3 separate regions of the Homo sapiens genome follow, and regions 2 and 3 are each linked to region 1. A link is a contact called in ENCODE Hi-C or POLR2A ChIA-PET data. All regions are on one chromosome and are shown on one strand. Each heading gives the region's core, a stretch centred on a gene start or an enhancer-like site at or near the end of the contact. The rest is flanking DNA. Distances are from core to core; before and after follow the strand shown.

Region 1 (2,598 bases), core at 69-2,568:
TTAAAAATATATGTAACACACATATGCCAAAACACTGGTTATCTGAAATTCCAATTTAACTGGGCGTCCTGTATTTTATCTGACAAGCCCTAACTACTTCTTTAAAATAATTTGTTAACTTCCTACAAAAAATCTCTAAATGGGAGGAAAAAAAAAATCCCGTAAGTTGTCTGGGCCAAAAGCAGAAGTGGCTCCATGGCAGTCAGCCTTCTCCCTAACTTGGCTTAAAAAGAAAAAGCCAAAACCAGAAGTCCCAAAAGCTTGCGTTTAAAGCGGGCTGTGCCGCAGCTTTCCCGCCTGTTTTCTGCGGAATGTAGCACGGCAGCCACCCCGCGTGGGTGGGGCTCGTATGGTTGTGTCCTTGCTGGTTGGGAAAGGAGGTGCCGGAAACTTCAAACCACGGCCAGGGTACAACGTGTCCGCTTAGGCGGCGATATGCGCCGCCATCTTCTTTGCGGGCAAAGGCCGAAAAAAGTTTGGGACTCCACTCCCCCCCGCTGAGCCGATGGAGGGCATCGCCCGCTGCCTCAGCACTCTGGTGACGTGGAATCGGGGTCCCCTCTTTCAGGGCTGATTTCTGGTAGCACGCTGACGCCTGCCAAGGCAGGGAAAGGGGACGCCGCCTCTGTCCCGGATGTAAGATGGCGGCGCGGGGGGCGGCCTGGCGGGGCGGTCACGTGGTGAGGAGTAGCGCGCGAGCCTCCTTAAGTGATCTCTAAGGTTCGTCCGGACGCACAGGAGCAGCGGAGCGCGAGACGGGTCTTGTGTCCGCACGCGTCGAGTCGTCGCAGTCGCCACCCGGGCCATCGCCGGGCCCGGTTTCACTGTTAAGGGGTTTTCGTTTGTTCCGTTTTCGCCTCCTGTAGAGCTGAACGGGAATTCCCCGAAGGGTGCTGGGGAACGGGTGGCCTGGGGACTTCCCGGCTATGCCTTGGCTGCTGTTTGGCGGAGCCGGCGGCAGCCTCTGCGGGATGCCCGCCGGCGATTATCGGCGCCGAGAGCGGGCCGGCGGCGGGTTCGACAGCGCGGCGCGGGTGGGGGCCCGGGTACCGGACTCGGCCGCAGCCCAGCCCCCACCGGGGACTCGGAGCAGGGAGGGGCGCGAGCGGCGCAGCTCGGGACGTGGCGGCAGCTCCTAGCGGGCGAAGCGCGGGAGCGCTGCTCGCTGCCTCTCGGGGGCAGTCCAGAACCAGTTGGTGTCTGACTGCGCTTTTGCCGCCCATTTCCTGCTTTCGAGCGGCTGAGGCGACGCGCTCCCCTCGGGCAGTGGAGGGAGCGGCTCTCTCCGCAGGACACCGCCGCTTTTCTCTCTTCAGAGCGGTGGCTGACGTACAGAACGCCGGCTGTATCACCCGGGCGCCGGCGCCGCCTCTCATCCCCGTAGCTCTCGGGGCGCGCCGGGAGTAGCCGAGCCGCTGGGTGCTGGGCGGGGTCTCCGGGCGCGGCGCGGGGGGAAGGCAAAGGAAAAGAAGGGGCGGCGGGCCGACGTCGGCGGCGAGGAAGGACGGAGGAGCGCCGGAGCCGCTTTGCTGCCCTCCGCGTGGTCCCGTGCCTCCCCGACACCATGGCCCTGGCTGAGGTAGTAGTTTGTGCTGTTGGTCGGGTTGTGACATTGCCCGCTGTGGAGATAACTGCGCAAGCTACTGCCTTGCTAGTGCTGGTGATGCTCAGCGCCGCGGAGGACAATGGCTGGGAATCCCCTTTGTTTTCCGGGGCGCTGCCTGGGGACAGCCCGCGAAGCCTCGGCGCCCGGCCGGCGCGGCCACCACGGAAACCGTTAGTTTCACATTTTCCTAGAAGGAATTGAGGGGAGTGGGGTGGACCGCGATGCATTTTAAAGGTTGGGAAAGAGCTAAGCCATTGGATTCCTTTTCTTGAAGGAAGGAGTGGAATTGTGTAAGATAATTGATACAGATAACTTTTTCACCCTAAAAAATTCTAACACTTCTTTCAGCAGTTAAATGCCAAATTTAGTGTGTACCTGTTTTACTTCATTCTTTAGCTGTAGGTTGGAGTGGTGTGAGCGATCTGCAGAACTGGCATTAGAGGGGCAGAAGAAGTAGACCTGATAATTAAAGTTTATGCCTTAACATTTTAGATCTGGTTTCTGATATGCTCTCTTAGTAAATCTGAGTGTGTCTTTAAAAACGTAAACCCAAAGCAATTTAAAGTTTCTCTTTAAACTTTGCAACTCGCGAATGAGAAGATTGAAATTATTTGTAGGTAATTGCACTATTCCGATTTTTTAATGTATGAGGCAAACAAATAAATTCTATGTACAGTGTGCTGTGAATGGTTTTGTTTTTTGTTTTTTCTTTTTAGTTTAACCTTGGGGCTCAGATTCTGCTGGTGTGGTGGGTTGGTTTTTTGGTTTTTATGGCCTTTGATTCTAATGTTATGTGGTACTTACATCTTTGAGGTTTTGTATGGGAGAAGAGGACTAGGAATTGAAAGTGGTTTCTAGATTTGAGTTTAAAATCTACTAACACTCATTTTGATTCCTGAGTGGCCACTACTCCTAATAGGAAAATACCTTTGCATAGAGAAAAAAGGTAGTTTGGATAACTAATGAAAATACTCAGTGCTCTAATACCCTGA
Region 2 (2,598 bases), core at 41-2,540, 4.7 Mb before region 1:
TTTGTCACATTCAGTCCATTTCCTCACTTATGAAACTTTCTTAGTCCCTAATTTAGGCATCTGAGTTTGCCGTCTCTGGCCTATATGATCATAGACTGTCAGTAGTGGAAGAGATATTAAAAGATCAACTCGTCTAACAGTCTCCTGCTTCCTCTCCCCACTCTTTAAGAGACGGAGAAATGAGGTCTAAAGAGCTTACATTACCCAATCAATTTCATACAGCTAATGTGTAACAGGATTCTATAATATGCCATTAGGCCTCCTCCCTCATACGGATCATGTTAAACTTATATTTTCCCTTTGGTTTAATTGCTAGGAACCTCAGAGCCCAATTTGTGGCACCCCTCTAGTAAATACACGGACCTTTTGGTATGAAGTTTTGGGGTATTAATATACCCCTGGCTTTATTTTGTTTTCCAATTACCTTTACCTCAGTTTCTCTTCATCATTTTCTCCTATTATAGTGTGTATTTTTTTTCCCCAAGCATACTCAATCTTTTGTGAAAGAGGTACATCCGTACAGGCGTAAACTGTCGGGCTGTATTGTCTGGCTCCCAATTTCTTTCTTTCACTGTCATTCTGCTTTGGCTACTCACATTCTCTGTTTTCCTTGACAGCCAAACTTCTTGAAAGAATTGTCTTCACATGCTGTGTCCACTTCATCCTGTCTTTTCAATTCACTGTAAACAGATTTAAAGCCTTCAATGCCTTCTTTGTTGCTATGATATTAATACCAAAATTATATTGTATTCATCCATATATGAAGGACACAAAATGGTTTTCCCTAAATTATCTCAACTATGAAAAAATATGCAGAGAAAAAAATTAATAGGTAATGCATGAAAATGTTACTTCTGGGTAGCTGGATGACTGGTGAGATTTATTTTCTTTTAAAAATTTTCCACAGTTTTAAAAACAAGCGCATTAGAACACATCCCGATGTAAATTAGAAATTCTCAACTTACATTTTCTAAAAGGAGGCAGAAAACTAGAGAAGCGACAGTGAGGAGCCACTGGGCCACACTTCATTTCACCTTAAGACTGACTCAGAGAAAAACAAGAGGGTACGACTCAGATCCCCGGGGCCAGCAGCAGGGCCGCGGGGCACGACTGGATAACCGCTTGTGAAGAAAATTTTAAGAGAGCCCTCACGACCCTTTAGCGCATCCTAAAAGACCTCTGAATATCTCTGCCTCTCCCGCTAACGGCTCCAAACCGCAGATAACGGTCAATCGCCTCCGGTTGTCCTGGTAACAGCCAGCAACCACAACCCTGCCTGCGTAACTCCTCCCAGAACACCGTGCGTCTTATCGCTTCACTTCCGGGTTCGGAGGGCCGACTTCTTCCGGAAGTATCTGCCTGCCAGTCACCTGGCGTTTTCTGGCTGTGTGGCTTTACTAGACAGAATGTGGCGTATTGTTGGGCAGGGCCCTGAGGACCCTTTTGTTGTTTCCCCCCCGTTTAACAGGACTGGAAAGCTAAGCAAAGGCTTTACTCTCACGGAATTGGATGAATTGGACGTTAGTTTTTAAAAAGCCGAAGGGTACATGTTAGCTTTATTTAACCATTCCACAATGTATATATATTTCAAAACATGTTTTATACTATAAATATAATTTTTATTTGTCAACTAAAAAACAGCATTAAGTGTTAAAAGCTGTTAAGTCAGAATATAGAGATGAATCTTTGAAATTAGAATGCTTTATTTGGGAAGAAAATAGTAATTTGGGGCATATATGTAGACTGGGGTGGTCTTCGGGATGTCTGAAGAGTGAAGAGGTTAGAGACTTTATAAGAAGGAGAAATGTTACGTATTGGTCTCCAAGAGAGTTTATTGGCACTATTAATGTTTTGGTGGGGTTGGCAAACTGATTGCTGAGTGACGGTGGTGGGTAAAATTAGTCTTAGAATTGTAGCAGACTGTCTTAGTAGCCTTTAGATTAAATTGGTTTTAAGTGTTAGCAGGCAGTTTCAGCAGCCAGGCCTGTAGAGAATTATATTTTTCAAGTGATATTTGTGACCTGAATGTTTTTTCCCTCTGGCCTCTCCACTCTTTAACTGGTATGACAAAAGTGACCCGATTTATATGATCAACTTTCACAGCTGACAGGTGGTAAACTCTTTACAATTATATGTAATTTATTTGTTACTGTGATAGATTTATACAATTTTAAATAATTTAGTTCCCATTAAAAAAGCAATTATTTTTGCTTTAGAAAATGAAGGCCAAAAAAACCCCCAAAACACAAAACCTCCAAATCCTACCCATTTAAGGACAACCAATGTGAATACTTTGTAGGAGTCTTCCAGACCCTTTCTATGAATTATAGTAAGTACAAATTCAAAATGGAATCATACTGTATATGCTAGTTTGGAACTTAAAAAACTTTTTTTTTTTTGAGACAAAGTTACTGTGTTGCCCAGGCTGCAGTGTAGTGGCCCGATCTCGGCTTACTGCAACCTCTCCACCACCTGGGCTCAAGCAATTCTCCTGCCTCAGTCTCCTGAGTAGCTTGGGATTATAGGCGGCGCCACCACACCCAGCTAATTTTTGTATTTTTAGTAGAGATGAGGTTTCACCATGTTGGTCAGGCTGGT
Region 3 (2,598 bases), core at 42-2,541, 3.7 Mb after region 1:
GGAATAACAGTACTTACAGGCAAGCAGAGGGGTCCAAGACTGTAAATAGCCAGAAAGGAGAAAAATCTGAGAAGGCAAGCTGCAAAAGCCCCGGCAGCAGAATGCTACAAGAAGAAAATACTTATCAGTATCAAATACTGCTGAGAGGTCAGGTAAAACAAAGGCTGAAAAGTATCCACTGGTTTTTGAAACGAAGAGGACAGTAAGTGTGACATTTGTCAGAGGAGATTCAATGTTGTGGTGGAAACAGTAGCCATGTGAATGTCAAAGGAATTCAACCTCATATAGCCAATCCTTGGAAACACTGGTGTTTTGTCAGCTGCAACAGTATTTCTTTTAAAAGCAACAAAAGTGGGCATTTTTCAATTGGTACCCAAAGGAAAAGAAATCAATTTTTATATTTTCTCCTATACATTTTTCTTAAATATTTGGTGCTAGTTGTCGTTTATATATATTTAAATATAGCATCAGGTGCTTTTGGATTTAGTAAATAGTGTGTGTTTAGTTATTTCAGGAATAATCCCAAAATAAACAGTATCAATACAGTAATGTAGTAATATATTTATGGTATTTCTTAAATAGTACCAAGACTTTCAAGTACCATCCTCATCAAGTAAGAGAATCATAGCCCCATAATAGTTTTTAAAACCACGTTCCTTTCTCTTCTATTTCCCTTCTCCTATTCCTGTCTATACTCTGGGCTGCAAAGAGACACTTTTGCCCCACTGTCAGCAGGTAGCAGCCCAGCTTAAATAAGTTTGGGAGACCAGGGTGTACTCACAGAGGAAAGGATAAAAATAACTTTGAATGTTATCTAATCCAGTGGTGTCCAAACCTAGCTGAGCATCAAAATGGACAGCCCGGAATGTACATTAAAAAGACAGAATTCTAGGTCCCTGCCCTAGATCCGATTCCAGAAGGGCATCTGCTATACTTTCGTTTTGGGAAGGTTGGGGTGGGGGTTGCTTTTCCAGGTTCTTCAAGCTCAGCAGAAGTGGACTTTCTCCCCGTTCTCTCTCCGCAGGAGATGCCGTGCACTGGCGGTTCTGCAGGTGCCACGCCTGTCACTCCCCAGCGCTGATTTCGTCCCAGCACCTTCCTGATAATCACCGCCCAGCACCAGGCTCCAAAAGGAGCGGAAGCCCCGCCCATCTCCCAGCCCCTCGCTCTCCCTTCCCCGCCCCTAACCCGCCTTGCCCCGCCCCTTCCACATGCCCTCCCCTCGGCAATTCCTGGAAACTTGGGGCGGAGCTTCGCTGCCTTTCAGGTTTTATGTACGCTGGCGGCCGCCAGGCCGTTCCCGGAAGTTGATGGCCTTACAGTCGTAGAACTGATTGGCTGATCATGACCATGCAGTTAGCCAGGGTTTTCCCGAGTTGTTTGGGTTGAGTTCAGGAGAAGCATGGCCAGGTCGAGTCCGTACCTGCGCCAACTTCAGGGACCTCTGCTCCCACCCAGGGATCTGGTGGAGGAGGACGACGACTACCTAAACGACGACGTGGAGGAGGATGAAGAGTCCGTGTTCATCGACGCCGAGGAGCTCTGCAGTGGGGGCGTAAAGGCTGGCAGCCTCCCCGGGTGCCTCCGCGGTGAGGAAGGCGTCTGCCCGGGGGATGGGGTTGGAGGGTCCAAAGTAGCGCTTCCCATTCTGGCTTTGCCCTGAGCAAGGCACCCAGTCGTGCTAACAGATTTAGCTTATCAGTGGTCTAGCTGCTTCATCCTACCAAGGGTAAAATTATGACTATAATAATAGCAGTGACTTTAACTGGACACATACTATGTGGTTTTTTTTTTTTTTTCTTTTTTTGAGCAGCAGCAAGATTTATTGCAAAGAGCGAAAGAACAAAGCTTCTACAGTGTGGAAGGGGACCCGAGCGGGTTGCCCTTTTTTTTTTTTTTTTTTTTTAAAATTATTCTCATTTTAATGGTCGTCCTTTAATTTAATGTACCTTTAATGTAAGGTAGTTTTACGCTTAAGGAAACAGTGGATGTTGAGTCTCTATTTCCACCCAGAATCGGAACTTTTATTTTTCCTTCTGACCACTTATCCTCAAGTTCTATAGAATGAGAACTTGTAATTATTATCCTATATTGCCTGGAGTCAAATACGTGGTTCTTCCTCAGCTTCTTGGAAAAACAAAACAGTCCGGGCGCGGTGGCTCACGCACTTTGGGAGGCCGAGGCAGGTGGATCACTTGAGGTCAGGAGTTCGAGACCAGCCTGACCAACATGGTGAAACCTGTCTCTAGTAAAACAACAACAACAACAACAAAACTACAAAATTAGCCGGGCGTGATGTCGCACACCTGTAATCCTAGCTACTTGGGAGGCCGAGGCAGGAGAATTGCTTGAACCCAGGAGGTGGGGGTTGCAGTGAGCTGAGATCACACCATTGCACTCCGGCCTGGGCAACAAGAATGAAACTCCATCTCAAAAAACGAAAAGGAAAGAAAAGAAAAAGAAAAACGAAACACAAGGAACACCTCAGTGCACAGATGATTGTTAATTGGTGTTAGTAACCTTGTGGTTCGGGTAAACCTTGTATAAGTAGTTTCCTGTGCTATGAGGTAGTTTCCTGTGCTATAAGTTATACCTGTT

Evidence for each region. A loop is a pair of places that touch in the nucleus more often than their neighbours do. ChIA-PET counts read pairs that join two places held with the same protein, here RNA polymerase II (POLR2A). Pooled maps may share reads with other maps.
Region 2: a loop to region 1 is called in a map of OCI-LY7, with 7 times the contacts of the local background. The contact joins the promoter of GIHCG here to the promoter of LINC01465 in region 1. A Hi-C loop is called at or near these places in 4 of 168 maps with a recorded cell type or tissue (CD4-positive, alpha-beta memory T cell, CD8-positive, alpha-beta T cell, OCI-LY7 and 1 more), 3 of 37 single-sample maps with no recorded cell type and 12 of 50 pooled maps. POLR2A ChIA-PET finds 5 or more read pairs at or near these places in 1 of 52 experiments (T-cell).
Region 3: a loop to region 1 is called in a map of naive thymus-derived CD4-positive, alpha-beta T cell, with 4 times the contacts of the local background. The contact joins the promoter of HELB here to the promoter of LINC01465 in region 1. A Hi-C loop is called at or near these places in 1 of 168 maps with a recorded cell type or tissue (naive thymus-derived CD4-positive, alpha-beta T cell) and 8 of 50 pooled maps. POLR2A ChIA-PET finds 5 or more read pairs at or near these places in 1 of 52 experiments (CD4-positive, alpha-beta T cell).

The regions. Positions count from the first base shown.
Region 1 is chr12:62,602,116-62,604,713 of GRCh38, forward strand. LINC01465 (long intergenic non-protein coding RNA 1465) reads right to left here and starts at 1,319. Exons shown (of 1, transcript NR_121682.1): 1 at 1-1,319. It overlaps MIRLET7IHG (MIRLET7I host gene), which reads left to right and starts at 628. Exons shown (of 2, transcript NR_186001.1): 1 at 628-720. It overlaps MIRLET7I (microRNA let-7i), which reads left to right and starts at 1,571; the gene lies at 1,571-1,654. RefSeq lists enhancers at 1-445, 446-967, 482-591, 672-861, 968-1,489 and 1 more and silencers at 942-1,251, 1,342-1,641.
Region 2 is chr12:57,934,874-57,937,471 of GRCh38, forward strand. GIHCG (GIHCG inhibitor of miR-200b/200a/429 expression) reads right to left here and starts at 1,291. Exons shown (of 3, transcript NR_038269.1): 1 at 966-1,291; 2 at 597-680. RefSeq lists enhancers at 716-1,216, 1,217-1,717.
Region 3 is chr12:66,301,202-66,303,799 of GRCh38, forward strand. HELB (DNA helicase B) reads left to right here and starts at 1,292. Exons shown (of 13, transcript NM_001370285.1): 1 at 1,292-1,589. The coding sequence starts at 1,403. RefSeq lists enhancers at 1,362-1,411, 1,472-1,551, 2,183-2,282, 2,313-2,598.